Regions from separate parts of the Homo sapiens genome. Here all the other regions are linked to region 1. A link is a loop called in an ENCODE intact Hi-C map of the cell type or tissue named here. Cell type or tissue: OCI-LY7. All regions are shown on one strand. Links, peaks and the distances in the headings refer to the core of each region. The heading gives the core; the rest is flanking DNA. Region 1 has its middle 79 kb from the start of FIBIN. Region 2 overlaps LIN7C (lin-7 cell polarity scaffold C). Region 3 has its middle 200 kb from the start of ANO3-AS1. Region 4 has its middle 56 kb from the start of SLC5A12.

Region 1 (7,983 bases), core at 2,371-6,370:
TCCTCCAGCTGCTGGGAGTACTGCTAGATGACAGCCCTCAGCTGAGATCTCTCTTGCCTGAGCTAATGAAAACTGCCATATTTGTAGTCATTTCCCCTTCCAGGAATAATGTATATTCAATCAATGATCAATGCTGAGTACAAAGTCCTATTCTTCTCCCAATAAGGGAGACTTCTGAAGGGCCATTTCAATTCCCAGATTTCCAGTCATGTGGGACTTCACTGGGACACAGCACAATTTGCCTTTCTCCCCAGTCCTGCCTCCTTCATTTCTTTTTCACAAATACTGAATCCAAGAGCACCCCATAAAAAAATCCTGCATGTTAATCTGTCTGACAATAGCTTTCCTGTGACAACTTGAAACAGTGCCCATGCTTCACAGATGTTGAATAGTTTTAGTATCAGCTATGACTGGGCAGACAGTGGGTGCTAGATTATATCAACCTGGTGTTAAATGCCCTTCAGTTTGAGGATATTTTCTTAAATAATTTATATGGTAATTTCCTTCCCACTATTTTTTTTCCTCTTTCTGGATACCTTTAGTGGAATTTGGACATCCTTGATTGATCCTTTCACTGTCTTATCTTTTTTCCCTTATTTTAAAAATATTTTTTGATCTTTTACTTCTACTGTCTTAATGATTTCTTTGACTTACCTTTGAATATTTTAATTAATTTTTATTTGGCTATTACATACAAATTTCCAAATGATCTTTATTATTGATTGTTTTCTTTCTCTTCCCTCTGTCCTTTTCTCCTCTCTCCCTGTCTCTCTGTGTCTTCTTCCTGGCACCTTTTTATTTCATGAATACAAAATCTTTTCTTATCTCCATGAGTTTACTCTAGTTGATCACTCCAGGTGTGAGGGTAGAGTTATTTGTAAGTAAACACTGAACCTAGACTGTAAACACACTATAAAGCTCTATTCCTTCCCTTTTCTCCCTCCCTCCCTCCTTCCCTCCCTCCATCCCTTCCTTCCTTCCTTCTTTCCCTCCTTCTTTTCTTTTTGTAATTCAATTATCCCTCTCTCCTTTTCCTCCTTCCCTTATTTCTTCTTTTCTTTCTTTCTTCCTTCCTTCCTCTAGTCTCCTCTCCCCTATCACTCTTCATTAATTAATTGAGTACCTACTATGTTCCATCTGTTAGATAAGACACAATAAGGAAGATGAAGCCTCTGTCCCATTAGCTTTAGACCTAAAGCCACTAATCAGGCTTTATAGACTAAATTTAAAAGCAGTATCTCTCACAATCTGAAAGAGAGTTCTTCATGAGGACCTGCAGGTTGATGAGTTCCATGTTTAGCCTGCCGGGTTTTTCATGCAAGCCCTTGTGTTATTATGTTTTGTCTGCTTCCTCTCCATTGACCTCCTCAAACTCTACTTGGCTATAAACTTCTGGTAAATTAAGAGACTAACTTCCGTTTGTATATCTTTCCCCTAGCTTCTGTTTCTCAGCTTCTGACCCCTCTCATTGCCAGAAATCTTATTCTTCACATTGCAGGAGCTCCATAAAGATTGTTAAAATATAAAGTTTAAATAAACAAAGCATGCCACCAGAGAGGGGCAGATAAATTGTGATGGCTATTTAAAGAGGAAATTTCACAAAATTGCACAAATTAGTGCAAAATAAAAAATGAGTAGGTAGAGCCTCGTATTGGGTGAGGTAGAAGCATGATTATAAAATCTGTTTTCTCTGTGGACCAAAAAATTATGCACCCTCTCTGAGCATTGCACTCTGCTCTTAGTAAAATAGGCGTATTTTTTTCTTTGTCTATGTCCCTGGACTGCAGGAGCATAAACTGGATAACATGTGTGAAAACAATCTGAACTCCTTGGAAGTCAGGAGTGACAGACCCAAGGCATGGTATTATGCTTTTCTTACTGAAATTTGGCGTTTAAAATAGTGGCCTAAATAACACTATTTGAAGTTAAAAGGATTAATATATTTTATTTATGATAATCTTTTAATTGCAAGAACCAAAAGGCATATAAAACATTGGTCCCGATGAATGTTAACAATGGGAGTCAATGTTTTTTGAATTAAAGTAGTTGCCTTACTTTATTAGTCAGGAGAGGCTAGACTAATGCTGTGGTAACAAACAACCCCCAAATCCCAATGATTTAACACCTCAAGTTATTTCTCACTAACACAAAAATCGCTGGAAATCCAGACAACTCTCCAGGGCAGCTGCCAGGGCAGTGATTCAGCAATCCATACCACCTCGGTCTTGTGGCTCCACCATCTCAATGTGAGGCTTTCTCCATGATTGCTGGAACACTGGGGAGAAAGAATGGAAAATCATGCAGTGCTTTTCGCTGACTCAGCCTGGAAGTGCCGCATCCCATTCCATTATTATTAGCCGTATATTATTGTCAGAACAAGACACATGACTCCCCCAGTCTCCAAAATGCTGGGAAGCATAGTCTCCCATATACAGAGGAAGGAAAGAAGGTCTGGGTATTGGCGAGATGCAGCAATGTCTACCATACTACCATAGTTACAAATACTGTTAGAGCATGCTCCCAGTTTCATGGATCATAAGGCATGACAGTGATAAAGATGAAAGGAAATCTAGCATTAGCAACTCATTTCAGAGATAGGGAAACTATGGCTTTAATGTCCAAGGACATGAGGTCAGTAATGATGAGTCACCACAAGAACCTAGAGTTCTTGACTCCTAGTTCAGAGCTTCTACCCCATAGCATTGCCCCAGTGCTTTCCTTGGGAGGATAATAGGTATCTCTCACACACAAAATTGATTCCATGATTAAATTAATTCATCAGTAACAGGGTTGAAAATTAGGACAAACAAGGTTTATTTGTAGTAGAACTTCTCAGAGCCTTTAACATAATACAGTATACTGTGAATCTCAGAGTGCTAGAGTGTTAAGAAATTACTGACCAATTTTGAAGAAAGAAACCATCCTCTTACCCTGAGTATTTCTTTTCTTCAGAGTCCTTTCTAAGTGAGGATCATACCTCAGAAAATGCTACATTATCACACTGCCCTTGTAGAATTGTTATGCAGGCAAAGTCAATCTTTGGAAGTTAACATCATAAATATTGGTTAATAAATACATACTCCTTCTCTCCATCCCTACTTAGGCAACCGTTTCTTTCATACCTTGATTTTGAGGACCTTATCCCGTTGATGTATACCATTATTCTTACATTCACACATATTTCAACTCATAGAACAAATCTTTACTGAGAATACACTCTGTGCCAGATCTGATATTAATATTGGATATTTAAAGAAAAACAAGACATAATCTCATTTTTATATTACACATATACTAAAAAGGAGACAGATTCTCAAAGAATGATGCAGCAAAATATTCTACATGCTATTGTAGTCTATGATAGGTATGATATTCTATGGAAGCACAAAATAGATGTGAGAAAATTCTGTTCTTCCTAGTGAGTTAAAACTCTTAGGAGACTTTTACAGGAACTATTTATTAAGTCCCTTCTATTTTTTATTTGCTAAAATACTGTGCAGGATCCCAGCACTGGGCTTTACTCTTACGCCAGTTTCATTGCATCTTATTCACTTTGACCTACCAGGATAATTAGTCAAGGTCTTTTGGAGGCTCTCGTGATAAGTTACGCAGTAGCTCTCCCTTCCTGATCCTGTCATTTGCAGATTTGATCAGCCTCCCTTACATATTTTCATCCAACTCCTTACAACTATTTTGCTGTAAGCAGAGCCAATGACCCACATAGTGAACTACTCTCAGTATTAAAAAATGTCCTGTCACTAGAGAATTATCTTCTGTCCTTAAACCAATTTTGGCCTAAATAAAAACTCTGAAAAATGAAAGTGTTTAAATTGTTCTAAGTGGGCCACTACCTTCCAAATATTCTTCTTACAGAAATTAGAAAAAAAATTCTTATAGAAATTGGAGAAGAGATATTGTACTTGTTACTGATCTTTACTTTTTACATCTCCTTTTCTAAATGTTAATGGAGTTTCTACTGGGGTGCCAGACGTTGTGAAAGGAATGGGAGGGGCGAGGGACAGGAAGTTCAATGTAATTTCCACAGCGACCTCCTAAAGTGAGGTGCTTGTATCATTATTTCACAGGTGCAGAAACTGAGACAATAAGAATTTGCATGTGTTTCCCAGGGACACACGGCCAGTAAGTAGATGAGCTGAAACCGAATCTGGTTTTAGCTGAATCCCACATCAAAACAGGTTTTACTTACAACATATGTGCCTTCTCCTGAGGCCTCACTAGTCTCTAAATGCAAATATGACCACCATTCTGTTGACAATTGAATCCTCTTGCCTTATCACCTGCCAGGTGTCCTCCCATTACCACTGGGAGTCCACATGTATATCTTACGTATATTCTATGCCACTGGTTCCTAAACCCATTATGATTAGAATGCTCTGGGAAGATTTAAAAATTATATTTCTGGGCCTTACCTTTAGAGAATTTTGATTCAGTTGGTCTAGAGTAGAGCCCAGGAGCCTGTATTTTTAAGAAAACTTCTCAGGGGATGTAATGACCATCTAGGTCTGGAACCTGGATGGTCATTAGTATTGTTACATTAAGTTACTCAACTAAGCACAAGAGTTTCTGGTTGATGGCCACCATTTCCTGGTTGATGAAATGGTGGACACTGCCACTGCTTTGCTAGCAGGCACCCTAAGACACTGCTTTGCTAGCAAGCACCCTAAGACCCCAAGATTCTACAGTTGCAGGGTATTCTTTCCATTAGGTTAGGCTTTTAGTTTTAAAAGTGATGGTGCTTGAGCTCTAATATGTTATTGGGTCTGGTTCTCAACTTCAACTTACAGTCTTCTCTCTGTTCAGGAAGCAGGCATACATCTAGAAGTCTGGGCCTGAGGAAAAGTCAAATAATCTTGTCTCAACTTGGATTCCCCGTGAAGTAGATCCTGAGATATTAGTGTATGGAATGGGCAGTTAGTGCATGAGATGAGTTAGTTAATGTATGAGTGTAGAGTTAGTGTATGGGATGTTTATTAAGAATGTCATTGAGATCCATGTTATATTAGTTTGCCAGTGCTACTGCCATACAAAATATCACAGACTAGATGGGTTAAACATCATAAATGTATTTTCTCACAATTCTGGAGACTGGAAGTCCAAGATCAAGGTTGTGGTAGGGCTGCTTTCCTCTGAGGCCTCTCTCCTTGGCCTTCAAATGGCCATCTTCTCCCTGCACCTTCACATGGCTTTTCCTTTGTGCATATGCATGTCTGTGTTTGAATCTCCACTTCTTACAAGAACACCAGTGAGGCTGGATTGAATTCCATTGTAACAGCCTCATTTAAACTTAATTACCTCTTTAAAGGTCCTATCTCCATACACAAACATTTTCTGAGATATTGGGGGTTAGGGTTTCAACATGTGAATTTGGGTAGAAAGAAAATTCAACTCCTAAGACATGTAATATCCAGGACCCTAGATACCCTGGGAGGAGGAGGATGCCCCAAAGAATAGAGAAAGCATTTCACAACCTTGTGGGATATGGTTGCAACATATTGACAATGGATATTGATAACAGGATGTGGGGGTGGTTATGGGTAAATTAAATTATGTCTTAGACTGTTTTCTGTAGCTTATAAAAGAATGCCTAAAACTGGGTAATTTCTAAGTAACAAAATTTATTTCTTAGAGTTCAGGAGTCTGGGCAGTTCAAGGTAGACAGGATACATCTGGTGGGAGCCTTCTTGCTGATGGGGACTCTGTGCAGAGCCCTGCAGTGGCACAGGGAATCACATGGAGAGGGATGAGTGTGCTAGCTCAACTCTCTCTTCCTCTTCTTATAAAGCCAACAGTCCCATTCCCATGATAAACCATTAATCTCTTAAACCATGAATCAATTAATCTATTCATGGATGCAAAGCCCTCATGATCTCATCACCTCTTAAAGCCTCCGCCTCTCAATACCGGCACATTGGAGATTCAATTTCCCCATGAGTTTTGGAGGGGACAGATATTCAAACCAGAGCAGATTAAATTCATTTATTGGAAATAAAGTGTTTATTGCACTCCCAAGTCCATACATACTGTACGATGGAAATACACAGGGTGCTATGAGAATCTTCACACTCAGAGTCAGGTTGGTTGATAGCGAAGACTTTCTGGGAAAATGCCCCAGAGACACCCATACACAATGCTGTTTTGCTTGTCAATATGCCTGTCAAATATTCCATGATGTCAGGCAAACTAATTTGTTGATAATAGTACAGACCAGGAATAAGTTATCTATGAAGTGTCACTTCTAATTTTAAATATTATGAGAAAGGCATTATCTGTCAAAATTTTATTTAAGTGATATTTATGAGTAAGTGCAGTCTTAAACTTGAATGTAGTACACTGGTGTGCTGTAACTGGTGAAAACGTGTTTCATGCTTTCTCATTTTCGGCAAGAGATTGTGACCTCCTTGAGTGCAAATCTGCAAATTTTTAAAATTTAATTTAATATTTTTGCATTGCATAGAACAGTGCCTGACATTAAAGGGCTACTGGCAAAACTGAAAAAAGAGTGGAAGAAAAATAAATACCAAAAAAGTAGAGAAGAAAGAGGTAGATGAAAGAGATATAGGTAAAGGAAGAAGATGGTAGAGAAAGAACAAGAGAAAAACAGTAGAGGGAGAAGGCAAGAAATAAGAGAAGGGACAAGAAGGTTACAAAGGTAGAGTGAGCACTTGGTAAGGAGGAAAAAGTAGAAAGAGGCCAGAGGGGTTAACTAATTTCTCCCATTTCCCCATCACAGAACAGCAGGTTGTGGCTTCCAGGAACCTTCAACCTATACACAAGGTCTCTTCTGCTTCTTTTAGAGAGCCAAACTATGCAATGAGCAATTCCATAAAGCTTGGAGAGCCACCCATAGCTCTTTACTGACAGATTTGAAACCCCTCCTGTAGAGTACACAAGATTCAGGAGAAGATTCTCACTTCCTATGTGAATGTTGTGATATTGGGCAAGGTCATATTGTATTCAGAAAGGGAGATAGGGTAAAACTCACACACTCCTTAAGAGCCAAAGCACAGAGGTGAATTCTAGGTGTTCCAACAGAAGGATCTTCTATTCATATCATTGTATATCATTGTCACCAAAGTTGAATGGAAACATTAAAGATATGACAAGTTTTCCCTTCCTAGAAATATGAAAGTAGGCCGGGTGTGGTGGCTCATGCCTATAATCCCAGCACTTTGGGAAGCTGAAGCAGGCAGATCATGAGATCAGGAGTTCGAGACCATCCTGCCAACATGCTGAAACCCCGTCTCTACTGAAATACAAAAAAAAAAAAAAAAAAAAAAAAAATTAGCCAGGTGTGGTGGCATGCACCTGTAGTTGTAGCTGCTCAGGAGGCTGAGGCAGGGGAATTGCTTGAACCTGGGATGCAGAGGTTGCAGTGAGCCGAGATCGAGCCACTGCACTCTAGCCTGGTGACAGAGTGAGACTTCGTCTCAAGGAAAAAATAAATAAATAAATAAAAATAAAAGTAAGTCTTTCTTTTTGCTTCCTGGGAAAATTGCCTTTTCTCTAACCACATTATTGATTTTCCTCTGTTTTTCAAGCATAAACCCAAACAATTGTATCTTGTTTACATTTCTCTTTTTATGCTTATCATCTACACTAACAGAGAACCTTAACAAATTGGATTCATTAGGAGGTTTGTGCTGTTACAGTGGCTACTTCCGTGCTAACACACTTAAACATAGGAATTGTCTCACATGGCCTTGGCAAAGTCATTATGGAAAGAAAAGGGAGAAATTATAGGTATTTATTTGGGTAGAGGTGCCTAATAGTCTCTTGGAAATGAAATGTGTATCACTTTACAGATCCAGTATGTCAGTGCATTAAGCTTCTTTAGAAATGTACAGCAGTCTTTTTAAGGTTAGGCACCTTTATGAAAGCCATTCTTCTTTGTAAATGAATTATTTTCATAATTGAAACTGCTCATTTCAAGTCCCAGACTGAAAAATGTAAACAAATATTAGT
Region 2 (7,983 bases), core at 1,344-5,343, 580 kb before region 1:
TAAGCCCTTTTTTATGTATTTTGTGGTTCAGTTGTTAACTGAACTCATAACTCTTCCTCATAACCCTTATATGGAAGGTACTGTTATTTCCATTGTACAGTGAAAGAAACTGAGACATAAGGACATCATGTAACTTGCCCAAGGTCACACAGGTGGTATTGAGACCAGATTGATAAAGCTAATTGTTTTTATTTTTCTTTTTTGTAAACATAAGTGTTGGAGCTTGTTTGAATTAACAGTGTTAATTAAGTTGAAAAAAAATCAGTTTATTTCATTTGTACTGCTTGTTTTTTGCATTTTTATGGTTGTTTTAAATGTGTCCCTGCCACTAACTGCATCTGCTCTCGAGTGGTTATCTACCTATGTATCATGTTTCTTTCGAGGAATGACCAGTGATTTTACTAGCTTATAGTGCCTTGTACTGTTCAGTGCTTTGGTTACTAATAATAATTAGGTAAATTTTTATTGACTAGTTTCTGACAATATTGCTAGCTTTTCTGAAGCAGTACAATGTTCATGTATCGGTCACATTTGAGTCACAGTCCTTTCCGATGACATTTGGTATTTTGTGTTCAATTTGCCTGTGTTTCTCCAAGGTCTTATTTTATGCTTCTGTAATCTCAGTAGTTTTTCCTATCTACTGTAAAATTTAGTGTTCTTACATTTTACATTCTCACCCTCCATGTGTGTACACACACACAGTCTCCTTCCCACCAAATGTGCAAATTCAATGCTTTTTTTCCCCTCGATTGTCTGTATATTATTTGCCCTTGAGGAATGAATCCTAACTGCCCCACTGTTACATAGGCATTGAGAAAACCCTTGGAGAAAATTATCTGTGTGTGTGTTTAACTCTAGATATTTGTAGAGCAATTGAATTATTGGAAAAACTACAAAGGAGTGGAGAAGTACCACCACAGAAACTTCAGGCTTTGCAAAGAGTCCTTCAAAGTGAATTCTGCAATGCTGTGAGAGAGGTGAGTAAACATCATTAAAATTTACAAAAATTTGAGTTAATTAGGTCAGATAATACTCTAAATTTGGGTTCAACATTTCTTAAGAAAAACTTTAGAAAACATTAAAACCAGTCCCTCTCATTTTTGGAATTTCTGATAAAACCATTTTATAAAGATGCATAACTTTGCCTGAAATTTTAACTTCACAGAGAACTCAAGCATGGTATATTCTGAGATATAACTTTGGCTTTTACAGGTATATGAACATGTCTATGAGACTGTGGACATCAGTAGCAGTCCTGAAGTGAGAGCGAACGCTACTGCAAAGGTAAATTTTTTTGTTTTCCAAAAGTAAGAATTCTTCATAAATTAGAAGTTTAAAATATGGAGTTATTAAATTCATAATAAACTTACTTTGAAGACTAACATGTATCTTTCAAGCTACACCAAATTTCTCAAGTACTAAGAAATAAGACATTTGTTTCTATTGCCTTTACATAAATGCTGCATGATAAATAGCTTACATAAGCTATTTTATCATGCAGTTTAGATAATGCAATAGAAATGTACTTGCATACAATATGTATCATGCAATATATAATTGTGTTGTATATGTTATATATATGATACTATATAATATTCATTATACAAAATCTAATCAGAATTTTAAGATATGAATTACTATCCTCATCTTATTGATGAGGAAGCATGAGGTGATTTGCCGCAAACCACACAAATAGCATATGATAGAGCTGGGGTACTTCCCCGAGTTGATTTTTGCTTTCTTCTTTACATTATCTGCATTTCTGTGCCATTGTTTTCCTCAAATAATTTAGGTATTGACCTCACTATTCATGATAGGGGGTTTGAACAGGGTAATATCAGCAGTCGGTGACTTAAATTAATCATCAGCAGATAGTTTTTTATGGATAGTTACTGGCTCACAAAAGGAAATGGTGGATTCTTTGTTGAATACAAATACTTAAACATGTGGATATAGTTTATCAGTGTAGAAAAGACCAGAGAAACATGGTTTTAATTGCTGAGTTGTGTGAGTTTGATAGCCTACTGAATTTCTGAGCCTTAATTCCATTATCTGAAAAATGAGGCCTTTTTCAGAGCTTCGAAGATAACGGGTATTCAGTAAATCTTGATTTCTTCAAAGATAACGGGTGTTCAGTAAATCTTGATTTCTTTCCTCCTCCCCATTTTTGTGATCCATCACAAAAAAATGGTACTAGATAATTACCCTTTAAAGCAAAGTGAAACAAAATCTCAACTTTATAATTAGTTTGGATTAGTCTAAAGTTGAGCTTTAAAGAAGATACGGCTCTGTTTCATCTTCTGTGGGGATTTTTAGTTGTGTCTAGTTAACTAAAGCAACAAAACATTCAGATTGGCTATATGTACCTCTCTTTTTCTCAATATTGAGTTATTTCTTGACATCTTAGATATTTAGTATATAGTACAAATAGTACAGAAGCCAAAATGATTACATATAAGGGCAACTCCATGTTGATTATATAGGTAGGTTGTGTCCTGCACAAAGGCTCCTGAAGGAGTTGGGAGATCCAGATCTAAAGCCCAGGGCTGCTAGCATGCTGGGGAAGGGGTTTTCCTCCTTACCATGTACAATATCAGTCTGCCCAGTAAGTCTGCTTGCCAAGCCCTGCGCATACAGGACTGCACAAAAGAGTGGGCACTGAATGGGCTAGGAATGACCTAAAAAATCATAACAAAAAATCGTAACATTTCCTGCATAACTCGAAATTATTCATTTGTCGTCTCTAAAATACCTTCTGTTTAGCTTACCTTCTCAGAATCACCAGTGAATTTGTGAGCATTCAGACGTCAAAAATACGTGCTCAAAAGTAGTTTTTAAAAAGAGACAAAAGAGGCCAGGCGCAGTGGCTCACGCCTGTAATCCCAGCACTTTGGGAGGCCAAGGCGGGCGGATCACGAGGTCAGGAGATCGAGACCATCCTGGCTAATGTGGTGAAACCCCATCTCTACTAAAAAAAAATACAAAAAAATTAGCCGGGCGTGGTGGCAGGCGCCTGTAGTCTCAGCTACTCAGGAGGCTGAGGCAGGAGAATGGCGTGAAGCCAGGAGGTGGAGCTTGCAGTGAGCCAAGATCACGCCACTGCACTCCAGCCTGTGCGACAGAGCGAGACTCCATCTCGGGGGGAAACAAAAGATGAAAGAACTGAAGTAAATAAAAGTCATATTTTTAATATGTAAAACTTTCTTTCAGGCTACTGTTGCTGCATTTGCTGCCAGTGAAGGACATTCTCATCCTCGAGTTGTTGAGCTACCAAAAACAGAAGAGGGCCTTGGATTCAATATTATGGGAGGCAAAGAACAAAACTCTCCAATCTATATATCCCGAATAATTCCAGGTGGAATTGCTGATAGACATGGGGGCCTCAAACGTGGAGATCAACTCCTCTCTGTTAATGGAGTGGTAAGGATGAATTTTATTTCTATTTGTAGTGATCTGTTGTGACCACCTGGGGGCGTATTTGAGTAATAGGAGAAACCTAAGAAACTTGTGGTTTAGAAATGCCTTGAGGGAATCCTAGGCAGTACTATTAATACAGTGATCCTTTTTTTTAAGCACTATAAGTGTATTTTGCAGTGTAAATTAGCAGTGCTTAATGTCATTTTTATGACATAAGCTCTTTATTAAAGGCAATACATTAAATTAGAAGTCTACCCTCATTTTACTCTTATAAAATGCCAATTGCTTGATCTACTGAAATAATAAGGCATATAGATTAATATGCTAATTATTTGGAACTTAAAAGCCAGCTTTTAGACTATAAACAGAATATGATGTAAGAGAGGATTTCATATAGATTAAAATGGTAAGGCAGGATTATTTCTTAGTTTTGTAATGTTGGAATAATATAACATTAAAACTTTTCTTCATTATATATATTGTAAACATTTTTGCATTTTGAGTTACTTTCAAAACTTAGATATTAGTGTATGGTTGGTTGTTTTTTTTTCCCCTAGAGTGTTGAAGGAGAACATCATGAAAAAGCTGTAGAACTGCTGAAAGCCGCACAAGGAAAGGTTAAATTAGTGGTACGATACACACCCAAAGTCTTAGAAGAAATGGAGTCGCGCTTTGAAAAAATGAGATCAGCAAAACGCAGGCAACAGACCTAATACATTTCAAAACTTGATATTTCATTTTGCGTTTTAGCTAGAGAAGTTTTCCTTGTGACTTACTAATGGCTGCAATGCCAATGATTGTAAGAAAACAAACAAATTTATCATGAAATTCTCCTTGTCATTTTATAAATGCCTATTTTAACATCATTTATGGTTCCAGAGATGCATACACTTTTTTCTGACAAGAAAAAGTAAAAGGTGATGAGGGCAATTCTGTCCTACTGTTTTTACAGGCCTTTTTCAAATGCAGATTTTGTCATAAAGTTGTTATAGATTTTTTAAAATGCTTTTTTAATATTAAAATGTACTTTTACATTCTTAATCTTTTTTTAGAAAGGAAAAGTTTTCTTCATTTAGCTGCTGATTTAAAAGTAAAGTTCTCCAATTCTTTTTTTTTGCTTACTCTATTTTTTTTAACCTGTGAAATTTCTTTACAGTTTTCCAAGAAATTAAGCATAACAGTCTCATCTACGGCAGTTCATTACACTGTCAATGTTAACATCATTGCTGCATTTTGTACTTTGAACACACACATAATATATATAACCAGTGGTAAATCATGACTCAGTACAGTGCAAGTTTTTTCACTTTTACTTAAACATAATATATAATGGATATTCATTTATACTGATTTATGAAAGTAAGTTTTTAAACACTGAAACAATCATTGCTAAAATACATATTCTTAATATTTGAGCATTGAGGCAAGAGGATGTAATTGATAGCATTACTTATTACATCCCTATTTATGTTCAACCGTACATCAAATTATAAATGCAAAACAGGTTCAGATTTCATCTTTTGTGATTTCTTTTAAATACTATTCATTTTTATTTAAATGCACAGTATTTCCCCTATATTTTAGTCCTTCCATTCCTAGAGACAAACCAGTTATTTGGTGGTGGGAAGTAGCTGAAGCAAAGAAGGAAAAGTAATACCTTTAACCTCACTAGCTTCAAGAGTAGACATTCTTACTAGCTCAATTTAAATAATTGATTTTAAATAGGAAGAAAAGAGGATATATTTAAGATACATAGAAATTATGATGTGAAGTATTCATGAGAATCTGTAGATTCCATCAAAATAAGTAGGAACTCATACTAAAATTGTTGGATTTAAAGAGGCAACTTTTGTTTATGATTCAAATATGGGAATTTGAGAAATATTTCATTTGTCCACTGGATGTCACTATTTTACTAAAAGGCAGCTATTAGTGTGGGACTGTGACTGAGGTCTTAAAGACTGAAAGAGTTGGGGTTCATTTTCTGTTACAACTTACAGGAACATTTGTACTTTAAGAAAAATTTAAGTGACAAATGTTAGAAGATGATGGATTGAAAAATATAAGTAATTTGGCATATTGACCCTATATAAAAAAGTGGGCATTTTGTAACATTCCTTCAGGAAGAATAGAATTGTATGCTTTTTTCTGCATGTTTGTGATCACTGTGAGTCTCAGATGATTATTCCAGTTTTCAATGATTTTTCAAAATAAAAGTCAATCAGCATTGTTATTTATCATTAAGGTATTGAACACTGGATTGCATGGTTGAATGTGTCTTTAATCCACTACAAAATGTGCTTGTTATTGATAGGATCATGTTGTTAAATTGTAAATTTTCAAAATTAATTGATGTTTTAAAAATGTTGAGACCAAAGTAGTATAGAAGTATGGACTTAATTTAATTGTAAAATTATTAGAGGTATTTGTTGTAGAGCTTTATATATTAAAGAGAGGTATTGGTGCATATAAAAACAGTAATATTATTGTTATGCTTGTATTCTTGCATTTCAGGGTAAGTAAACCCTGAAGAAATCTTATTTTAGTATAGCTACAGCTGCAGTAGCTTTTAAGTATGTATCAACATTTCATTATAAATTATAGCTTCCTGGTTCTGTGTCTCAGCTGTTTCAGAACTTTCAGCCAAGTTAAATCTTTTTTGGTGTTGAAACTTTTAGTAAGTTGAGTAAGCTATTTTTTTCCCTACGGTAATCCACAATCTGTTCTTTGTGTGGGTTGACACCTATTTATAATTCTTAAAATAAGGGTAGCTCAAAGGAGCCAAGTACAGTAGTTTAGCTTGCTACTGTTGAGCATGAATAGCAGTAGGTTGTTTTCATTAATGCAGTTTTCATAATGTATCCCAGAATTTTAAATCTTGACCATAGAAAAATACAGTCATTCATTGGCAAAGATGTACAGTGGTGGTTTAGTGCAGTGAGGAAATGATGGGAATTTTTATCTTAGAAATGGATGATTCGTGAATAAAACTAGGTACATAGTAAGTGTATGATAGATGTTTGATTTGTAAATTACAAATATAAATTATCACCCCCATTTCCATTTATTTTCTTGATATATCAAAATGTGTTGACTTAGTGATTCTCAATCTTAGCTACATATTAGCCTGGCAGAGCTTTAAAAAATTGATACCTGGGTCCTATTCCATAACAACTAAATCAAAATCACCCTTTTTTTTTTTTTTGTAAAGCTTTCCAGGTGGTTCTAAAGGACACCTAGGGTCAATAACCCATTATAAAATGATCTGATTACACTGGACACTCTTAGGAAGTATCAAAATAGAACAGTTCAATTTGCAGCTACTTAATGATTAATTACATTTCTTAGGTTTTTTTTTTGTTTTTTTTTTGGTTTGTTTGTTTTTTGTTTTAAAAGAGACAGGATCTTGCTTTGTCTCCCAGGCTGGAACACAGTGGTGTGATCATAGCTCACTGCAGCCTGAAACTCCTTGGCTTCCACCTCAGCCTCCCAAAGCATTAGGATTATAGGCGTGAGCCACTGCACCTGGCCAAGTAATTTCTTTTAGGAATAAAAGGTACTTGGCATTCCTTATTTGGGAAGTAATTACAGTCTTATCTTTTTTTTTCTTTTTTCTTTTTTTTAATAAAATCTACCAGTAATTTAAATGTGAGCTTTTTATGTCTGTCATCATTCTGCCCCCTTTGCCTTTAAAACTTACAAAAATACGTGTTTGTTATTTGAGAAAGCATGTTTAAAAATTGCAGATGAGAAATATTGTCGTTAATAATTATGTACTGTCTTAATGTGGGCACTTCATTTGTTAGTATAATACTAGATAATAGCAGCCTAGTTCTTTAGGATTTGACGATTCAAATTTTTTTTTTGTTTTTTGTTTTTGTTTTTTTTTGAGACAGAGTCTTGCTCTGTTGCCCAGGCTGGCGTGCAGTGGTGTGATCTCGGCTCACTTCAGCCTCCGCCACCTCAAGGCAGTTCAAGCAATTCTCCTGCCTCAGCCTCCCGAGTAGCTAGGACTACAGGCGTGTGCCACCTCTCCCGGCTAATTTTTTTGTATTTTTAGTAGAGACGGGGTTTCACCGTGTTAGCCAGGATGATCTCGATCTCCTGACCTCGTGATTCGCCCGCCTCGGCCTCCCAAAGTGCTGGAATTACTGGCGTGAGCCACCATGCCCAGCCTCAAATATGTTTTTAAAAAATATCATTGTCCTCCTCCTCTTAAGATTTTTTTAAGTTATTTTGCTCAAGTACTTAAGTAGTCTGGCTCAAGTACTTTGTTTACAATTAAAATGGATATTATAGCATTTAATAGAAGAAATGGTTATGGCTTATCCAAAAAGAATGTCAGCATGACCTGGTGTAGACTTAAAAAACTACATGTTTGTGAATATTTTATAATGTGGAATGATCATTGAAATATCAAGGATTCTAGTAATTGTATTTCCTGAATAAATGTATGTTTATGAATTTTCTAACTTACATTTTGTTGTGTCCTCTGCCAACAATCTGGTTTTATAATTGTTGTCTAAAGTTTGCTAGTAGTGTTTCTTCAAAGGTTATTCCAGGTAT
Region 3 (7,983 bases), core at 1,935-5,934, 830 kb after region 1:
ATTTCCATTGAAGATACCATAAAATCTTTTGGCTCATTTAAAATTATCTTACAATTTGTCCTACAGTTCACATTTTACAGACTAAGAAACTAAACACAGAGAGGTGCTAGCTTAACCTGAATCCCACAGTGATAAGAGTATGAATGGGAACTAAGATCTGACTCCAGGAACACTTAGTCTATAAGGAAGTGGTTCTCACCTATGCATCTTTTTTGCCCAAGGGCATATTTGGCAATTTCTGGAGGCATTGTTGGTGGTCACAACTTAAGTGTTCTCTGGCATCTAAGGAGTAGAAGCAAAGGATGCTGCTAAACATCAAAGTACTCAGTACAGTCCCCTGTAACAATCACTGAGCTCAAAATGTCAATAGTGCTCATGTTGAGGAAAGATTTTTTTAGGGCATAGACTTTTAATCGGCTCATGCTGAAAACCACAATTCTTTTTCATTTCTAGTTATCACAAATAAACTATTAAGTGAAACAACACATTTTGAAATAACACATGCCAGCTAACATTAAAACTGTTAAAGCACTTGTGAGCTTTCTTTCCTCCATGGTTTCACATCACTTAAATATAAACATTTTCCTTAGTGATATTCTTTATTATGTGTGCCGGCCCTGTGGAGAGTATGCGATGCTGGAGGAGCTCTTTGCAGCAGCATGGGAAGAAATCACAAAGGCACAGACACCAAAGGGAATGCTGTGCTGTTTTCAGAAATTTATTTTGAATAAAAAATACATGAAGCACAATAGGTGAGCCTGCCTTATGTGATTTAGTAACACATCATTTAACTCTCTCTCTCTGCCAGAAGAGGTTGGTAAAATTGCATAGACAGCTATCATAAAGAAAATATTATATGTGGACTTGATATTTAACCCCTTCTGAAGGCCTATAATGTGTTTTAATGTGTCCAACTAGATCTATTACTTTAAATGGAACACATTGTGATAGTTTTACACTATTATTTTCTTATTTGTTCTGCAAACTAAAGTTGTGACATAATTTTATATTATTATTCTATAAATGCTGTAAAATTGCCCAGGTACCTAAAGAGCAGCTCCACTTCTTTTATCTTCTATCTTGTTCTCCATGAAGGTATATATCTAGTTTATGTCCTACGAAGATCCAACTCAGTCAATACCCACAGGTTTTTATTGTCTCTGATAGAAAAAAGTGACTGTCGAGTTTTTGACCAGGTTTCAAGGTCATATCCTAGTATCATGTCTTGCTTTCCTTGTTTTGTTTCTCTCATCCCTATAAATGTCTTCCTTCAGAGATATTTGTGTCTTCCATCGTGGCCTTCCCACCAGTGCCTGCTGTTTCCTAATAGTTACCTGCATGACTATGTGACCCCTGGCTACCCTAATTTTCAGGTTTCTTAAGCTTCTTAACTTCCCCTACAACCTTAACTGTTCAGATCCCCATGCAACAAGTTGCTCCAACTACTATGACTCTAACTTTGTCTTTGGCAGAGACAGGAGAGCAATGCTTGGCATTTTGAAGGAACAGTCCAGACAAGAGATGAGGGTGGCTTAGATGTGTGTTGTAAATGTAGGTGGCAAGAAACGGTCAAAATCTGGATATATTTTGGTGAATTTAAATTTTGAATGCATTTACATGGTAGCACCCGTGTAACTTAAGTACAGATTGAATGTGGGATATGAGAAAAAGATATCAAGAATGACTGCAACATTTTTGTCCTGAACAAAGAGGAGAATGAAATTGCCATTCACTGAGGTTATAAATTTTTTTCTCTATCTACAATTTATTTTGTTATGTCTATGTCCTAAAAAGAATAATTAAATATAATATTGCCAATTATACCAATTAGTTTTAAATTAGCAACTTATGAAGGTTAAATTGATGTATAGTTGAGAAAAAGCAGGTGAAGGGGATTGATACATTAAATAGGTACGTGATTTATTTTTTCATTTTTTTGTGTGTGCAGCCAAAACTTGTGAGATTCAGAGAAAATATATTGCAAATTCTCCTGTTCAGAATAGAATAATTAAGTTCAACATTTCTAAAAGCTGATCCCCAGAAATGTTAATAAATATATACAGCAGGAGCAGCAGCAGGGGCAAAGAATATAATTCAATAATTTGGAATCACTGCTTAAACTGCAAAAGTTATCAAAGCCAGGATATATTAGTAAATTTTGTAAACCTTGAAAAAGGAGGCATTATATGTGTCATTTCTGAGACATATTTATAGTACACTATATTTAAAAAAATCATGGGAGAAGTCCTCGGCAATAATCTATTTGATAATAACAAAAAGATGAAATATAGAATGCTTATGGAACAAAATGGCAGAAAACCAAAATGGGATTGCTATCATGACGGGGTTGCTATCATGACTTTCTCGTGATACATAGTTGTATTATTTTAAAAGTCTTACAATGGTCTGAGACCTATTCACTTTAATTCCATGTTAAACAACTCATCTTTCTTACTAATATTAAAATGAAACAATTTTGGCATTTTTTTCTGTGAAACATGGAAATGTGTTTTAACCACAGGAGTTGAGGATAGGAACATCTTTGTGAACTGTGGTGGAAAATTAAATTTCTTGGAGGAGTCTGTTGACAATGAAGAAATAGAATCTACATCAGTTAAGAACTGTATTGAGCTGCAAGAAATCAAAAGGACCATTCTGGTAGCTTAAACAGAAGAGGATTATTTTTCTCACATGGAAAAATCTGAATGGAAATAATTAGTATTCATTCAGCTACTCAGTGATGACGTTTGGGTCTCTGGGTTTTTTCTTCCACTCTATTATAAATCAACAAGGACCAAAGTCTATGCTTTCTGATTCTACATTCAATAATCTTTAGACTACAATATCTAATTGTCTCAGAGTGAGAGGGTCACTTAGTCAGCTAATAGGTTTTAGGAAGTCATAAATCATTTTGCTTAGAAAAATAAAATGTGAACAAATAACAAGTATGTGCACATACCATTGGCAAACCAAAGTTAATTCCTTCTTAGTGACCCATGATATCATTAGAGAGTTTGGAGACATGGAATTTGTTTTTCAAAAGTCTTTACTACCAAACCCTCATAAATCGAGTTGGGAAATATATTTTCATTGTCTCCAGAAAGATCTGATTTCAAGTTCAAAATATTCTACATATTAAATATATATAATTTTCCTTGGATTATTTAATACCTCTGAAACTGTCTAAATTGGGGATAATGCATTTCAAGAATAATGTGAAGACTAGTTTTTTACCTATGGAAACTTCAAAGCAAATGACCCACCTATCTTATTATGCTGTGTTGACTTTCTGAATACATGCTGCTGCTGATGGTGTTAACTGCTTCTTCATTGATCACTAAAAAACATAGGCTGGCAGATTGTGTTTTTTCCCTCCAAGGCACTACAAGATTTCTTGTCTTGCATGTTCTTCCCAAGACTTGTCAATTCATAACCAAGATTTGCAGTCTATATTCCCTTTATTTGAAATTGATCAGGACTTTTTGAAGTCTCACCAAGTAAAATACAGTGACAGATATTCCATGACTTCCACAACTGCATCACAAAAGGTGATACGGCTTGTTCATGGCACAGCGTCTCTCTTGGGACACTCACCCTGGCAACTTATCTTCCAAGTAATGAGGAAGTCCAGAAAACACTAAGAGCCATCTTGTCTGTGTTGCACATAAGGCCATGGCCAACAGTCAGACTCAACTACCAGACATGTGAGTGAACAAATATTCTGATAATTTCAGTTCCCATTTTAGAGGCACTCCAGCTGTAGCTGGGTAGATTTAAAGAGAACCTGTTTTCATTGAGCTATGCCTAAATTGTAGCTTCATAAACACAATTATATTGCTGTTATTTTAAGCCACAAAATTATTCAATGGATTACTACAGAATAACAGGTAATCGGAAGGGTGATAATATTCATCAAAGTACTGAATAATGAATAACAAAATCCTGAGTCCACAGTTGTCTCCGTAACACATTTTTTTTCAATTTGAAAGATTATGTTTTTGTTTCAGTTTAATCATAAACTCTCTGAATTAAGTAGCTATGTATTTAAATATCATGTTTAACTGTGATTCTGCCTAGTTGGGGGTGGAATGTGACCCCCATTGACAGCTGATATCAAACAGAGATTGAAACAGACCTTCCTAGAGGAATTGAAACCTTACCACAGGTGTCACAGCTAAATTCAGCATCATTTTAAAACATAATATGATTTGGTAGGAGCCAGTTTCCTTTTTCATGTTTTCATACTTAAGCAAGTTATTTTTAAAATAATATATATGGTTATGTGAAATTCATGTTTCTTTATTATCTAAAAAGACTTTAAAAACCACACTATTTTATTTCTTCTCTTGAGTAAGCATGACAATATTTTTACACATATTTCAAAAAATAACGTCTTAATCTATTCTTTTTCATTTGATCTAAACATCCCTTAATGAAATTTAACTTTTCATCTTCAAAGTGTCTCTGTAATAAAGTGTCTTCACAATACAATGTTAGACCTGAAAAAAAAGAAATGCTATATAAAAGGATGTAATCACCATGACTTAAGGGGATGAAAGCCTTCTCAAAGAAAGGATATTATTCCAATCATTGTAACTACCATTTGTAGTGTATTTATCATGGGCTTTGTTTGTTGCTAGGGGGCTTCAAAAAATTATCTCCAATCCTCAATGAAAAGTTGTCAGTTTAGTATGATTTTGTTCCTTTTATATGGAGAGAGAGGAGCTCAGAACATTTAACTCACCTGCTGTTATATAATTAGTAAATGGCAGAAGCAGACACATGATCATATTCTATATTTTATACAACTAAAAATATAAAACAGATGCATCAATATAAATCTAACTCTACCCTTTAATAGAGAACACAATATGTCCTCCTCCTTGGTTGCAAGCGACATAAAACCTTTTTAAAAATTTGTACAGTTTGAAAACTACCATGCCTATCTTCTAAAATGTGTAAATACAACATGTTTATATCCTGTGGATCTGTTTAATACTTGGTCTGAGTTGGAACCTGAAGTATTACTTCCAGATCATTATAAAACATATTTTACCAAGCTATTATAATAATACAGAGAACATCAAGCACCTATAATCTCTTGAAATAAGAGATATATTGCCTTTCCAGAAGGACAATTCACTGAACTAAGTGGAAGCTAAGAGGTCTCCACTTAGCTTCCACTTAGATGAAAGATGAAAAACAAACTCATCTGTCCTTTCATTAAGTGAGATGTCATGAGCTGCTTAAGGCCATTCAGAAAGAAAAAATATACTAGAAGCTCTCAGAGAAGAGGCCTATTTCCTCTCTGCTCTCTACTCTTGTTTATTCGGTCCCACTGGGCCAGGCAGCATTTATTATGGAAGCAAACCCAATTTATTACTGATGATTTTTTAAATTGCTCACTAAGGGCAATTGTTGAGGTACTAGGAAATCCAATTCCATATTTTCCAAAATGCCTGAAGCTAAACTTATGATTAATTCTTTTGATTATCACCAAAGATGCATTTTTAATATTTCTTCCAACATGCAGCAGTCAGTAGAGAAAATGCTTTCAGAAAACAAAAAGAAAAAAAATACACACACAAACACACACACATAAATATTACAGACTCATTGATTCTGAGAACTAAATATTGATATTAATTTTATAGCTATTTTTCCTTAAAATTTTAATAAACTATACAATTACAGAAATAACAGACTAATATTAGCATTTTTAGGGAAAAATTATGCTGATATTTAAACATGGATGTTAAGTATTCAATTTGTTTTCTAATACAATTTTAAATAACTGAAATCTCAAGCTATAAAATCCATATAATTCAGGAAAGACAGATTAGTAGTAATCAAGGTACAATTAATACCTACTGCACCTCTAAGAATAGTGAGAGTCCTCATATTTTTAAATAAATCTCTTCTCTCGAGACTTCTAGGATGCAACTACTACAAACCATCTGACTCCTGCTCAACAAGCAATTTTACTTTGTTTTGTCAATGAACTAGTCAGTTGGAAGTTGGTAAGAAATTTTTTCAAAGGTAAAACTGAATGATCTGTTTTCTACCCCTCAAAAACGTATTTCAGAACACAAAGAATGTTGCATTAACATATACAAAGTCTATTTCTCATATGAAGCTCTTATTGCTACATATTTCCCAAGAAGAAAGAAGGTTTCTCTCTCATCCCTTTAGGCTATTTCCTGACAAAGCCCACTGGAACTTAAAATTCATGCATTTATTTGATATGTTTATTATACATCCCTGTATGCCTGGATCTGATTTGGTTTCTTCTCAAATCGATAACTTCTGCTATTTGGTGTACCCCAGGGCTTAGTCCTTGGACGTTTTGTCTTTCCTAACTACACCTACTCTGTAGGTGATCTCTTTGAATACTATTTATGGTTGATCAATCCAAATGCACATTTAATGCCTATTCTTCTTGTCTGATTTCTAGACAGGCGTAGGCAACTCTCCATTCTTTGGGGTGTTGTATTTTATCACCTGGGCTAAACTGAAATTATGTCTTCAAAATTCTTTTCCCAGTATGTGTCCAGGTTAGTGTTAGCAAAATAGAAATTTGACTGAGAATTGGAAAGTGAAATGAAACAATAGTCATTATACTCTAAGATGCATGTACAGTTGCTTATCCCTTATTTCTGTTTAGTTTCAATGGTTGCAGTTTACTAGTAGTCTAAATATATTAAACAGAAAATTACAAAAATAAACAATTTGTACATTTTAAACCATGTGCTGTTCTGAGCAGCATGATGAAATCTCCTGTTGTCCTGCTCCGTCTTGCCTGAGATGTGAATCAAACCTTTTTGCCTCATATTCATGCTGTCTATGCTATCTGTCCTTTTGCCACTTAGTAGCTGTCTTGGTTATCAGATCGACAGAATGTGACAGGCTTTGTGTTCAAATAACCCTTATTTTACTTAATAATGGTCCCAAAGCATGAGAGTAGTGATGCTAACGTTTCAAATATGACATAAAGAATTTCTAAAATGTGCCTTTTAAGTGAAGAGGTGAAAGTTCTCCACTTAATAAGAAAATAAGATCATATGCTGAGTTTGCTCAACTCTATCATAAGAATGAATCTTCTATCCATGAAATTTTAATGAAGGAAAAAGAAGTTTGCGCTAGTTTTGCTGTTGCGCTATAAACTGCAATTGGCCACAGTGTATGATAAGTGCTTAGTAAGATGGAAAGACATGCAATTTGTGAATGGAAGACATGGACAGAAAATGTGTTCCAACTGACAGCAACTTTCACCAGATAGCACTGAGTCTATATGAAAGTCTTCAGCAAGTGATCCACTGAAGTGAGTGACACCAAGCCACGTCCTGTAGATAAGGTATACACAGATTTAGAAGCACAGATGGTCAATATTGCTTAATGTTATATCACGATACCTACAACATTCTCCTCACTTAATGTCATCATGTAAGCATTGAATCATCTCACATCACAGGAAGGCTGAATACAGTACAATAATTTATTCTGAGATAGAGATTACATTCACATAACTTTTATTACAGTATATTAGGATTGTCCTATTACTGCCATTGAAAGTAATGACAAAAACAATTCCTTTTTTTTTTTTTTTAAGTTTCAGGATACATGTGCAGAATGTGCAAGTTTGTTACATAGGTGTACATGTGCCATGGTGGTTTGCTGGATCTATCAACCCATCATCTAGGTTTTAAGCCCCGCATGCATTAGGTATTTGTCCTAATGCTCTCCCTCCCCTAGCCTCCCACCCTGCGACAGTCCCCAGTGTGTGGTGTTCTATTCCGTGTCCATGATTTCTTATTGTTCAACTCCCACTTATGGATGAGAACATGCAGTGTTTGATTTTCTGTTCCTTAGTTTGCTGAGAATTATGGCTTCCAGCTTCATCCATGTCCCTGCAAATAACATGATATCATTCCCTTTTATGGCTGCATAGTATTCATGGTGAATATGTACCACATTTTCTTCATC
Region 4 (7,983 bases), core at 2,212-6,211, 140 kb after region 1:
CTTCCCAATTGTTGCACATTTAAAGGTGCTTACTTATTCACATGGCTCAAAAATTCTTGCTGATTGCTAAGAAAGTATATTTGAACTGTTCTCACAACAAAACAATTATAAATATATGACGTAATGCATATGTTAACTAGCTCAATTTAGCCATTCCACACTGTATATGTATTTCAAAACAACATGTTGCACATGATAAATATATACAATTTTGTAATTGAAAACAAAAACAAAAGCAAACTCTGGCCCATGAAAACTACATACTACTATCTGGAAGACACCAATAAGGATACATATCTCTAGCATACTAGTGGCATATATATAGATTAATATAGATCTCTATCTATCTAGCTAATCAAGAGAGATATCCCACACCTTGAGATGTATAGAACAAATGCAGAGGAAGTCTTAATTGTTTGAATTTAGACATGAATATGTCAAGTAATTTAAAAGATGATTGAAACATAGAATAGAAAAGTAATGTTTGTACTTTTCTCTAAGCTCTTACAAGGCCTGCAGTGCCCCAAGAATTAAGTACTGAATTGTGTATTACAAGATGAAACCTGTGCTAAATTTATAGAAGGTCCCTGGTCAAGTACTCTAGATGATGGAAACAGGAGATTTTCAAGGCAATCTTCTACAGTGGAAAGAAATCTGAACTAAAATTATGAAGATTTGCCTTAGATTTCCCATGCTGCTACTCTCTAACAACTTGAAAAATCATGATATTCCTGAACTCAGTTTCCCCTCTTTAAAATGGCAAATAAATAGTTCTTAGTTACAAGATTATTGGGGAACTCTAATGACATAATACTTGTGAAACAGATTAGCACATTTTAGCTGTGACAATATAAGGGATTCTGTTAGGGAAACTAGGAGCAAGCCTGATTGTTTATCCTTCCCTAACCATGTCACCTCACCTTACTTATTTGAAGGTGAAAAATAAAACAAAACAATGTACAAATGAGAGAAAATTACTTTGAAAGTACAAAGAAAGCAAAAGAAGTTCTGAAGAACTTTGCATCCAGTCAGAGGTTGAAAAGAATGTTATATCAGCCCAAGATAAATTTAGCATCAATCTCCATGTTTTTTTTTCCTTCTTCCCTCCCTTCTAATCTTAAGCTTTGGTTAGTCAAAAGCGCTGAAGTTGAAGCTCACCTCCAGGCCCTGTCAGTTTGAGGTCTTTAGCCAGGTCAGAGTTGCATATCTCTTATCTCAAGAGATAAAAATTATAGTATGGAAAAACTCTACAAATAGTGGGGTGACTATTTTTTTTCCATACTGGGGCACTTTTAAGTGCATACATACTAGTGTTATTCTTTGTTGTAGGAAGTGCATACATTCTAGTGTTATTCTTTGCAACTGGGGCATATAATGACTCTAGGTAAACCTCACTTTTGTGTTTCCAGGCTTTTTGGCTCATGGATTAAATCAATTCACCAACATAATAGCAAAGTTGAATTTTTCTAATTCTATTCTCACAAGCACAATTATGAGAATCATGGTAATTTGAGTGCTCTTTAGGTTTTGCCCCTTTCCAGCTAGTTTATGAAGTCCCCTTAGAGTAACTCCAGTGCTTGTGAATTCATTCCTTTTAGCTAACATAGGAATTTTTACCATTTCCTTCAGCAAATGCAGTGAATGTGGGGAATGTAACCATTTCCACTGTCATGGTATGGTACTAGACATTTTTACTTTACTCGGACATATTGAGTCATGATCTTCTGGTTGTCAAGGAGGCTCTGATATTCTTACCCCTTATGTTTTATCGGTTTCTCATCTTTTCCTGATGTGAGTTTATCAAGTTTATGAACTCCCCTTGTGTGCATTCACAATGTCCTCGTCCTCCTTTCTTATGTTTATGCTTTATATTCCCCTGTCTTCTACAGATTATAAAACATTGCTTTCAAGGTCTCAGTCAAAATTTTAGCTGAATCACTTTTATTTTCAACCACTGTTTCCACTCAAACTTTGGCACTAGTTTCTGGAGAAAAGCATTGAATAAGTGGATAATATGAGTTGCTCCACCACTATTGCACTGACATTAATTTCTCTATAACTGACTGGCTTTGTAACAGTTTAGGTGCTTATTTTTCTAGATGGATTTCTTTAGAATTATCCTTAATAGATTGATTTTTTTTTTTTTAGAATTAACCTTGATTTTTCATAAAAATACAAACCGGGTAGGCAATCACCGTCAGCCTCAGATATGTGTAAATACACTTTTCTTGGTCTAAGATGCACACAATTTAGAAGCTTAATCTAGTATGTCTCACAGGCTATCAAAGATACCACTAGAGGCTGGGCACAGTGGCTCATGTCTGTAATCCCAGCACTCTGCGAGGCCGAGGCAGGCAGTTCACTTGGGGCCTGGAATTCGAGACTAGCCTGGCCAACATGGCAAAACCCCGTCTCTACCAAAAATACCAAAAAAAAAAAAAAAAATGCACCGGATGTGGTGGTGCATGCCTGTAATTTCAGCTACTTTTGAGGCCGAGACAGGAGAATCGCTGGAACCTGGGAGGCGGAGGTGAAGGCTACAGTGAGCCAAGATCGTACCACTGCACTCCAGCCTGGGCAACAGAGCAAGGCTCTGTCTCAGAACAAACAAACAAACAAACAAAGAACATTAGGCAACAGCATGAGATAGTTGCTTATAATATACTAAATTTTGTGCAATAGACTATAAAAGCCGTTTTAGAATGGGGAAGAAAATGGGTGAAACTTGACCTGGACATTAAAGAATCAATTGGTCTAGGGAAGGGATTACATTCTCTAAGGGAGAAAAGGCCTGAATAAAGACGTAGCAGAAGGAATGATTGTGCTTATTTTATAAGAATCCTAGACTGCTTGCACTGAATGATGCATTTGGGGATGTAATTAAAACCAGAGTTGTCTCAGCTAACAGTTACTCAGTTTATGCAGGGGCTTGGAGTTCACTCAACGGAAGGAAGCCATTGTAGGTTTTAGATAAATAGATAGCCATGGATAATCATATTTATAGGATGTCTTAAAATAGGTAATAATGTTAAACAGAGAAAACAGCTAGAATATATTAATAAAAGTTATGTGTGAGATGATACAAATTAAGACTCTAGCAGTGGTGGGGACAGCATGTGGGTTGGGAAGGAAAATGAAATATATTTTAAAGAAACAGCTGACATGACTTGTGAATGGATACAGAAAAATTATTTTTCAATGGCACACTTCAGAGTGCCAAGATTTATGCCTTGGAGGTTACCTCAGAGCATGGGAGAGAGAGGGAGCGTGTGTGTGTGTGAGAGAGAGACAGAGAGGAAGAAAGAGACAGAGAGGAAGAAAGAGACAGAGAGAGAGCACTGGGCTTACAGAAGTCCCTCACACTCACTTTAATTAGAGCAGCACCACTTATCTGTTTTATCTAATAAATTTATTGGATTTTTATGTAGCTCAGATTTGTAAGTTGTCCTATGTATTTGTTTGGTTCTTCTGGTTGCAAATAAGAAAAACAAAAAACAAAAATAAAAGCAAAAACCTCCAGGTTAATTTCAGCTCCCTCACCCTTCCTTATTCAACCTCTTCGAAAGGAGAAATTAATTGGAGAAATCATCACAGAACTGAAAGAAGAGTTGAAGGGCTGTTCAAAAGAAAAAACAAACCCCAGGCCTATTTCAGGGATTTCAGCCAATTGAAATTCATAAATTTTCTCCTCCTTAGGTTGCTTCCATTAAGGTGATTTCATCTGAGGAATCTCACCTTGGTTTTGCTCTCTTACAACTTTACTGTCCTAGGACAGAGAATCAAGCCCTGTGGAATCCAGGCTACTACTTCAGTATACTCTTAGCATGCTTCAGTTTAAGCATACAACCTCTAGGCACTCCTAGCTCAAGGCTGACATGTGGTACTGGTGGGTTTCACGTAAGCAATGAAGCATACAAACCACCAGTAACTTCCCAATTTTGACTCCCAAAACCGGAAAAGAAAAGCAGCCAGGTGCAAAAATGAGAAGACAGGAGATGACATCAACAGTGAGAGTCGTGTCAAGGACCTGATTTTAAATGTGTGGTTGGATTTTGGATACGTGCCTATACAGTGAAACATCCAACAGACAAACATGAAGAATATTAACTTCCAGGAAGGCCAGGATTGGACATAAATATTTGAGTCATCACCACAGGGGCAATAACTAAAACTCTGAGAGTAAATTTCCTTTTGTGAAGGAGAGGGTAACATAGAGAAGAATGAAAGTATAGTTTCCCAATAGAGAAGAATGAAAGGAAGCCTAAGATAAACTGCCTCATCATCTATGTGCAGGGAAAGTATCTATGGTTCCCCCTATGATATCTAGCCATGAACACAGGCTCTTTCGACTGCAAGGCTATAAATCAGAGATGTGACTTATGAATCAAATCGTGGGTTGCTTAATTATCTTAGTCACCCAGCTGATTTGTGTCATGCGAACCCAGCATGTAGCTTCTCCTTCATGCTCTCCCTCTGCATCTGAGCTAGTGCTTCCACATGAACGTCTGCACTGTGATACTGACACATGTACTCCTTTAAAGTTTGCCCAATTACTTCTTTGTAAAAGCTCACTCCAGACAGGAGGTGATGTAGGTATTACCATCCAACTTTTGGAAATAAAAAGAAATTCCATAATTCTGTGAAATCATGCTTATAGTTTTTCACATTTACTACACAGATGTCATTTCATTTTTTGCCTCTGAGCCCTTCACGAGCGTCTTGGGGAGTGGAGAATAAGAGAACCCTTTCAGTGAGAACTACCACTGTCTTCAGTAGCTCACAGCAGTTTTACAGAACGCTAGCTCAGCAAAAGGCACATGCTTCAGAGATCACAGCGCACGACGTAATATTTGCAACCACAGTGAAATTGGCTCAAATAATTTACTTTGAAAAATTCCAGACTGGGGCCAAGATATAGAAAACTAGCTACACAATTTATAGGTACCCTTTAAATCTTCTTTCAGTAAAATTAAATTCCACTCTTTTTCCTATTTCTTGCAACAGCAGCAGTTTCCTGGCACTGCTGACAAGGATTGCTCCTGAGAGTTCCACTCCTTAGAGCAACGGAAGGCTGTTTGCAAACTCTGGATTAACCTGCCAACTAACTGAATGTAAAGCCATCACTCAGGAAGATTCAAAACAATCTCCACTCTGTTTTCCAGGTGGATTATTCCAAGGGCCAGAGCACAACTGGCCTAAGAGAAATCTGTTGAGGTTTGTGAGAAGGAGAGTGCAGCATGGGCTTTGGGATGATACAATTCTGGAATCTAGTGTAAGCTTTTTACACTGCCTCGGCCTCTTTACATTGCCATCCCCTGTGACTGTTCCCTTAGCTTGCTGCATTGCTGACACCTTCTTAATCTTCTCATCTCAGCTTAACTGTCACCTCCCTAAGGAGGCCTTCTCTGAACAGTCCAGTGAAAAATTAGCCCACTTCCTATTCTCCCTCTAATTATTATCATCACAGTCCTGGAGTCATTTATTTCAAAGCATTTTTCTCCAACTGTATGTATTTTGTTTACTTATTTTTTAGTTTCCCCTTTCCTCTAAAAGGCAAGTTACTTGAAGGAAGAACCATACTACATTTGTTTTATGTTTGAGAAGCAGAATATTGCCATGATTCTCAAACATTTTTGGTCTCTGCATCCCTTTATACTCTTAAAAGTTATTAAGGAACCCCAAGAGCTTGTATTTATGTAATTTTTATGATTGATATTTACTATCTTAATAATTAAAAGTGAGAAATTTAAAATATATGTTCATTAAATAATTTAAAAATATTAATAATAAAATTACACGTTAAAATAATGTTTTTAATAAAAATAACTCTTTTTCAAAACATACAAAAGCAATTAGTGTGATGAGTGCCATTGTCTTACTTTTTATAAATCTCTTTAATAGTTGGCTTAGTATATATGCTTCTGAATTCAATTTGTTGTGATAATTTTGGTTGAACATTAAGAATAGTCAAAATATTTCATATATTCTTTTTGATACTGCACTGAAAATTTTGACAATTAGTAATTTCTTAAAGGTTAGTTGCAAAGTGGACTCTGAAACCATAATTATGAACTTCTTGCACTTACATTATAACCCATGGTTTAGCACTTTGAATCATTTACTTGTGAGCAATTTTGTAATATAGATCGATCACTTAAAAAACACTGGTTAACTGAATTATGCATATCTTCCAAATGCTGACACTTTTCATTTTTAATATCATCATTGATACCATGAGAAGAGTCTATTTTTTGTTTTGTTTTGAGACAGAGTCTTGCTCTATTGCCCAGGCTGGAGTGCAGTGGTGCAAGCTTGTTTCACTACAACCTCTGCCTCCCGGGTTCAAGCAATTCTACTGCCTCAGCCTCCCAAGTAGCTGGGACTATAGGTGTGTGCCACCACACCCAGCTAATTTTTGTATTTTTAGTAGAGACAGGGTTTCATCATGTTGGCCAGGATTGTCTCAAACACCTGACCTCAAGTGATCCACCTACCTCGGCCTCCCAAAGTGCTGGGATTACAGGTGTGATCCACCATGCCTCGCTGAGAAGAGTCTTTATTAGGAAGTTATTAAGTGCACAGTGCTAAATATAAGTTTTCAAAAATTCTAGTTTTTGCTTAAAAGCTCAAGTTTTATGAATGGCAATAAATATTGTCATCTTTTTGACTTTGTAGTGACAGGCTCACTTCATTCATTTTTGAGAAATTATCTACAAAATATCCAAGTGTGAGTAACCCTAATTTGTCTCTCATTCTTTGTTCTATTTAAAAAAAAAAATGCCGGGCATGGTGGCTCATGCCTGTAATCCTAGTACTGTGGGAGGTCGAGGTAGGTGGAACACTTAAGGTCAGGAGTTCGAGACCAGCCTGACCAACATGGTGAAACTCCATCACTACCAAAACATACAAAAATTAGCTGGGCGTGGTGGTGTGCAACTGTAATCTCAGCTACTTGGGAGGCTGAGGCACGAGAATTGTTTGAACCCAGGAGGCGGAGGTTGCAGTGAGCTGAGATCACGCCATTGCACTCTACCCTGGGTGACACAGTGAGGTCTTTTCTCAAAAAAAAAAAAAAAATAGTGGCTAGTTCATCTCTCAATTCAAGTAAGCACACCTGTGCTTTTCCTTCAGACAACCATCATAGTTTACAAGCAATATAAAGGGCTTATGTGTACTTGTCATTTCATCATACACAGAATACTGAAAAGACATACATGCAAGTGTTGAGAAGTTAATATGATGAATAATTTTACTGCTTTATCAAGTATAACGTTGACGTCCTTGGCATTAAGAGTTTTATTGTTTTCTGAGTGTGTGAAGAACACAATGACTACCAGTACAGTTCGATGCCACTGCATTCATCTTTGCAATGGCACCAGCAGTTTATCCACAAATATTTTGCCTCATGAGTGTAAATGTTGCTATGAAAAAGGCAAATCATGCCTTAGTGTTATTAGGAAAATAATGTTGGCCTGATGGATCTCATGGAAAGATCTCAAGAGCACTCAGGAGATGGCACTTTGAGGACCACTAAAGCAGTGGTTAGTGGAACAGGTCTATGGCTCTAGATTCTCTGGGTTCATACCTATGCTGTATTCTTTGCCATTGTATTGATAGGCAGGTTGCTCTTTTCTTTGCCTCAGCTTCCTCATCTCTACAAATTTTAGCAAGTTGGGTAAAATAACTACTTCACGAATTGTGAGGATGAAACAAAGTCAAACATGTGGAAAAGCTCTTTTCGTTTTAGGTTCTCTAGAAATATTTTTTCCTAATAATAGAATTTTTTACTTATGGGCTTGCAGTCACATTTTGGTACCTGCTTTATTCTGGCTGTTACTTTTTCCTAGTCTCTGCACTCTTCATGCAAAATGCTCCATCTTATATCTCAATCTCATCAGGCATGAATCTGAATAGCTACTCAGATATGTCAGTGACAGATTAACAGCCAACACATAAGAGTTGTATTATGCTTGGTCTAGTAAA

The links. Peaks named below come from ENCODE experiments on the same cell type or tissue, not always from the same donor. Only the 100,000 strongest peaks of a DNase experiment are listed, where the experiment ranks them.
Region 2: a loop joins it to region 1, with 4 times the contacts of the local background. A loop is called at or near these places in 1 of 110 quality-filtered maps.
Region 3: it touches region 1 in a loop (3-fold over the local background); 1 of 110 quality-filtered maps calls a loop at or near these places.
Region 4: a loop joins it to region 1, with 2.2 times the contacts of the local background. A loop is called at or near these places in 1 of 110 quality-filtered maps.

The regions. Positions count from the first base shown.
Region 1 is chr11:26,911,335-26,919,317 of GRCh38, reverse strand. No RefSeq gene overlaps it. Among named protein-coding and RNA genes, the nearest start is that of FIBIN, 79 kb to the left of the region's middle. In OCI-LY7, for the core only: no CTCF peak of the experiment used is centred there; a DNase peak (open chromatin) is centred at 4,147; H3K4me3 peaks cover 2,809 bases; H3K27ac peaks cover 3,495 bases.
Region 2 is chr11:27,494,796-27,502,778 of GRCh38, reverse strand. It overlaps LIN7C (lin-7 cell polarity scaffold C), which reads left to right. Exons shown (of 5, transcript NM_018362.4): 2 at 859-977; 3 at 1,213-1,284; 4 at 3,211-3,420; 5 at 3,975-7,983. The coding sequence ends at 4,130. Among named protein-coding and RNA genes, the nearest start is that of LIN7C, 8.0 kb to the left of the region's middle. In OCI-LY7, for the core only: CTCF peaks have their summits at 3,465 (motif pointing right), 5,100 and 5,307 (motif pointing right); DNase peaks (open chromatin) are centred at 3,478 and 5,338.
Region 3 is chr11:26,083,450-26,091,432 of GRCh38, reverse strand. No RefSeq gene overlaps it. Among named protein-coding and RNA genes, the nearest start is that of ANO3-AS1, 200 kb to the left of the region's middle. In OCI-LY7, for the core only: no CTCF peak of the experiment used is centred there; DNase peaks (open chromatin) are centred at 3,692, 4,142, 4,556 and 5,172; H3K4me3 peaks cover 2,977 bases; H3K27ac peaks cover 4,000 bases.
Region 4 is chr11:26,774,559-26,782,541 of GRCh38, reverse strand. No RefSeq gene overlaps it. Among named protein-coding and RNA genes, the nearest start is that of SLC5A12, 56 kb to the right of the region's middle. In OCI-LY7, for the core only: no CTCF peak of the experiment used is centred there; a DNase peak (open chromatin) is centred at 3,901; H3K27ac peaks cover 1,599 bases.